Regions from separate parts of the Homo sapiens genome. Here region 2 is linked to region 1. The links are chromatin loops, found by intact Hi-C in ENCODE. Cell type or tissue: Calu3. All regions are shown on one strand. Links, peaks and the distances in the headings refer to the core of each region. The heading gives the core; the rest is flanking DNA.

The links. A loop is a pair of places that touch in the nucleus more often than their neighbours do. Peaks named below come from ENCODE experiments on the same cell type or tissue, not always from the same donor. Only the 100,000 strongest peaks of a DNase experiment are listed, where the experiment ranks them.
Region 2: a loop joins it to region 1, with 2.1 times the contacts of the local background. A loop is called at or near these places in 2 of 110 quality-filtered maps.

The regions. Positions count from the first base shown.
Region 1 is chr7:124,663,793-124,666,711 of GRCh38, forward strand. No RefSeq gene overlaps it. Among named protein-coding and RNA genes, the nearest start is that of GPR37, 100 kb to the right of the region's middle. In Calu3, for the core only: no CTCF peak of the experiment used is centred there; no DNase peak of the experiment used is centred there.
Region 2 is chr7:124,163,311-124,166,229 of GRCh38, forward strand. No RefSeq gene overlaps it. Among named protein-coding and RNA genes, the nearest start is that of TMEM229A, 130 kb to the left of the region's middle. In Calu3, for the core only: no CTCF peak of the experiment used is centred there; no DNase peak of the experiment used is centred there.

The DNA of each region.
Region 1 (2,919 bases), core at 144-2,643:
ATGTCTGTTAGATGATTGCTTTATCTCTCCCTCAAGAGGCTTTCGGTTTCCTCTTTACGATTTTGTAGGTAAAAATTCTTCCAGTGAGGGTCAAGTTCAAAGATGAGCCAATAAAATTCTATTCTAGGCTAAGAATAGAATTCTACTGTGATCAATACTGTTGAAAAGTGTTCTCAGGGACTTATGTCTGAATTATATAAGAAAGGGATGACAAACAAGAACGGCAAGGAAAGTGACACCCTCCACTTCAGCAAAGCAGCTTCTCTCAGTGTGGCCCAGTCCTTTGTAATTTTAAGGGAGCATGAACAAGAAGGAAGCCCAGAGGTGGGAGTTGAGACTGGTAAAAGCGACAGAGGTGAAACATCATCGAATGTCATTGTGGCTAAAATCCTTGTGGTAGGCAGAACAATGGCTCCCCAAAGATGTCCACATCCTGAATCCTGGAACCTATAAATATGCTGCCTTGTGGGGCAAAAGGGACTTTGCCAATATGACTAAGTTTAAAAAGTTGACGTGGGAAACTCCTTGATTAGCCGAGTGGGCCTATTGTAATTGCAGGGGTCCTGAGTTGTGTAAGAGGGAGGCTCACTAGAGGGAGGCGAGATTATGAAGAATGGTCAAAGACATGCCATGTGTCTGGCTTTAAAGATGGAGGAAGAGAATCATAATATAAGTAGTGCAGGGGGCCTCTAGAAACTGAAAAGCCAAGGAAATGGATTCTTTTCTGGAGTTTTCAGAAAACACCACAGCCCTCGCTAGGCATCATGGCTCACGCCTGTAATCCCAGCATTTTGGGAGGCCAAGGCAGGCAGATCACGAGGTCAGGAGTTTGAGAACAACTTGGCCAACATGATGAAATCCCGTCTCTACTAAAGATACAAAAAAATTAGTTGGGTGTGGTAGTGTGTGCCTGTAGTCCCAGCTACTCAGGAGGCTGAGGCAAGAGAATGGCTTGAACCCGGAGGCAGAGGTTGCAGTGAGCCGAGATCGCGCCATTGCTCTCCAGCCTGGGTGACAGGGTGAGACTCCATCTCAAACAAACAAACAAACAAAAAAGAAAACACCACAGCCCTGCTCACAAGTTGGTTTTAGCCCAGTGAAACCTGTGTTGGACTTCTTGGTTACAGAACTAAAAGACAGTAGCTTCATAGTTTGTAATAATACAATTTTTGAGATAAAATTTGTGTTAAAACACTAAATTTGGGGTAATTTGTCACAACAGCAAGAGCAAACTAACACAATCCCCTAAAGGAGCTCAGGCCACAGGAGAAAAATAATAGTTGATTCTATTTGGTGACATTTCTACAGACAAATTGTACAATAGAAAGTTTCAGGGGGCAAGAATTCTACTTGATATCAAGTAGAGTGGGCCAGAATAAAAAATGAGTTACAGACACCTGAAATATATTTCTTGGCCACAAAGATATTTCAACTGCTCACTTGGTGGGCAAATTATTTTTAGTAAATATGATAACAGGAAAATGTAACAAAACCAAGGACTTTATAACACATAACAAATCATATCAAAGGAGAAAACATGGATTTGAGGACCACTAGAAAACTTTTCTGTATTCCAACCTGAAACTTTGTTACAGGATTTGACAAATACCACAGTCTTGTATAAAGTGTTTGAAGTTAATTAATCAACTCAGATAGAAATACCCAACATTGCACTATTCCTTCCCCCATAGTAATTTTATATTCTTCCTAAAATACTTTCAGAATCCCTTAAAATTCTTCTCAGGGATAAACCTTGAAATCACTACCTCAACATGATGATTTTTGAAGATTTATGATGTGTAAAAAAAAAATAAGCCTCATTCTGTAGTGAGTTCACTTTAAAAGTGTCTCTTAAACACCCGACCAAATGCTGTTTGTTTCTTATGAAACATTGCGTAGTCTCAGGTTCCTGATCCAGGTGTACCTTTCTTTTTCATCTTGCTAGGAATCAGAACAGTTCTAAAAATTGACTGGGAAACCAGGGGACTATTTCCAGACTGGTCACTGATAGTGTAACCTTGATAACTACTTTATCCATTCAAGATCTTTATTTTCCTTTTAGAATAATTATTTTCATTTGCTATTAAGAACTCAAAAGGCTGCTTTGCCTATGGAGGAGCCATTCTTTTATTCCTTTACTTTCTTAATAAACTTGCTTTCACTCTACTGTGAAAAAAAAAAAAGAAGAAGAAGAACTCAAACAAAGGTTTTTGCACGTTCAGCAGCAGGCACTTTGGTGAAATAGAGAAATGCATGATTTCAATACAGTTTTCTCAATTATTGCTTCAAACTAACCCTGCAGGATGTATATTAAAGCAATTTGAAGTAGGTTTGTCCTTATGAAACGGAAACTCAGAGCAAAGGTTCAGGATAAGTTTTGAAGTGAGTGGTAAGGTTTACTTATCTTGCAAATATGTATATGCCTGTTACCAAAAATCCATGTTCTTATACATAATTTTAAGCAAATAACAAAGACTGAGTCTCCTTAGCAAGTAGAATGTATTGGCCACAATAATAAACACTGAACAAGATAATAGCATATTAAATTATAAATTGCAGTAGTAAAGTTAAGAAAAGTAAAGTAAATCTTGAGAGAAAGCAAGATTAACAACAGGTTGCTTCAGCATTACTTTCCCTCAGATAAAATATATACAAAAAGTTTCCTTTTTGTTCCCAAAAGGCATCTCTCTGTCTGTAATAATATTATAATCACCCTTTCCAAATAAGCTTCTAATTTCAAATTGAAGCTGAAAACATGATGTTTTTCTTTTACCTCAAGGAAACCTACATTTTATTTTCTTTGCTATGCGTTCTTTTTTATCATAAGATGTTTCTAGAATATAACATAATTTTCTATCACAAAATTCCCTTAAAACGTATGCCAGGTATATCTCAAGTGAATAAAAAATGTATAAAGGA
Region 2 (2,919 bases), core at 299-2,798, 500 kb before region 1:
TTGCTAGAGAAGTAGACAACCAGGTATAAGAAATTCAGAGAACATATATGAGATACCACACAAGATGACCATCCCCAAGGAATACAGTTATCAGACTATCCAAGAAAAGGTGAAAGAAAAAATATTAAAAGTTTATAGAGAAAAGAAAGGAGCCAAATTACCTATAAAGAAAATCCCATCAGACTAACAGTAAACTTTTCAGCAGAAATCTTATAAGACAAGTAGATTGGAGCCTATTTTTAGCCTACCTAAAGAAAACATATGCCAGCCAAGAATGTCATATTCTGCCAAAGTAAGCTTCATAAATGAAGAAGAAATAAAGGCTTTCCTAGACAAGCAAACACTAAGGGAATTAATTACCACCAGACTGGCCCTATAAGAAATGCACAAAGGAGTTCTAAACATTGAAACAAGAGAGTAATACTTGCTACATAAAAGCACACATAAGTACGAAGCTCACAGATCCTATAAAGCAATTACACAATTGAAACTGCAAAGCAACTAGCTAACAACATGACAGGAATAAAACCTTACATTTCAATATTAATCATGAATATAAACAGACTAAATGCTCCACTTAAAAGACATAGAATGGCAAATTGCCTTGAAAAAATAAGACCCAAACTTATGCTGCCTTCAATAACACCCACAGGCTCAAAGTAAAGGGATGGAGAAAGATCTATCATGTAAATGGAAAACAAAAAAGGGTGAGGTTGCTATTCTTGTATCAGATTAAATAGAGTTTAAGCCAAAATTAAATAAACTTTACCAAAGCAGTGAAAAAAAGACAAAGGAGGGCATTATATAGTGATAAAGAGTTTGATTTGACAAGATTTAGCTATGCTAAATGTATATTCACCCAAAGTCAGAGCACTTAGATTTATAAAACAACTACTACTAGACTTACTAAAAGGGATAGATGGTCATACAATAGACAGCCTGTCAATAGAGATAGTCATGCAATTATAGTAAGGAACTTTAATACCCCACTTACAGCACTAGACAAATCACTGAGGCGGAAAACTAACAAAGAAACTTTGAATGTAAATTAGACTCTTGACAAAATGAACCTAATAAACATCTACAGAAGACTTCACCCAGCAACCACAGAATAAACTTTTTTTCACATCTGTGCATAAAACATTCTCTACAATTGATCACGTGCTCTGTTATAAAGCAAGTCTCAATAAATTAAAAAAAGAACCTGAAATCATGTCAAGCATGTCCTTGGACCACAGTAGAATAAAATTAAAAATCAATTCCAAGAGGAAACCTCAAAAACCACACAGTACATGGGAACAAAACAACTTGCTCCTGAATGACTTTTGGGTAAGCAAAAAAATTAACCAGAAACCAAAAAATTTTTGAAACAAATGAAAATAGAGATAAAACATATGCAAACCTCTGGGATCCAGAAAAAAGCAGCATTAACAGGAAAGTTTATCATGCTAAATGCCTACATAAAAAGTTAGAAATATCTCAAATTAATAGCACTAACATCATACCTAAAGGAATTAGAAAAACAAGAACAAACCAAATCCAAGGCCAGTAGAAGAAAATACATAATGAAGATTAGAGCAGAACCAAATGAAATTGAGACCGAAAAAGCCATACAAAAGATTAATGAAACAAAAAGTTGCCTCTTCAAAAGGATAAATAAAATTGACTGATAGCCAGATTAGCTAAGAAAAAAAGAGAAAAGAGTCAGATAAGTATAATCAGAAGTGACAAAGGTGACAATACAACTGATACCAGAGAAATATAAAAGATCTTCAGAAACTACTAATGACATCTATGCACAAAACCTAGAAAATCTAGAGGAAATGGATAAATTACTGAAAACACTCAATTCCCTACTATGAACATCTGTGCACATAAACTAGAAAATTTAGAGGAAGTGGATAAATTCCTGAAAACATTCAGCTCCCTACTGTGAACAACTGTGCACATAAACTAGACAATTTAGAGGAAGTGGATAAATTCCTGAAAACACTCAACTCCCAAGCTTGAACCAAAGAAATAAAAATCCTGAACAGACTAATAATGAGTTATGAAAATGAATCAATAATAAATCTACCAACCAAAACCAGCAGTGAACCAAACAGATTCATAGCTGAATTCTATTAGATGTTCAAAGAAGAACTGGTACCAATCTTACTGAAACTATTCCAAAAAACCAAGGAGGAGGAATTCCTACCTAACTTATTCTACAAAACCAGTATGATGTTGATACCAAAATCTGGCCAGGACACAACAAAAAAAGAACATTACAGGCCAATATCTCTGACTAGCACAGATGCAAAATCCTCAACAAAATATTACCAAACCAAATCCAACAGTATGTCAAAAAGATAATTCATCATGATCAAGTGGGTCTTATTCCTGGAATGCAAGGATTGTTCAACACATGCAAAACAATAAATGTGGTTAGCCACATAAGCAGAATCAAAAGCAAAAACCATACGATCATTTCAATAGATTCAGAAAAAGCATTTGATAAAATTCAACATCTCTTCATGATGAAATCCCAAACAAACTAGGCATTGAATGAACATACCTCAAAATAACAAGAGCCATTTATGACAAACCCACAACCAACATCATACAGAATGGACAAAAGTTGAAAGAATTCCTCCTAAGAGCTAGAAAAAGACAAGGATGTCCACTCTTACTACTCCTATTTCACAAAGTACTGGTAGTCCTAGCCAGAGCAATCAGATGAGAGAAAGAAATACAAGGCATCCAAATAGGAAAAGAGGAAGTAAAATTATCTCTGTTTGCTGACAACATGATTCTATACCTAGGAATTCCTAGAGATTCCTTCAAAAGACTTCTAGACCTGATAAACAAATTCAGTAAAGTTTTGGGATACGAAATCAGTGAACAAAAATTAGTGGGATTTCTATACACCAATAATTT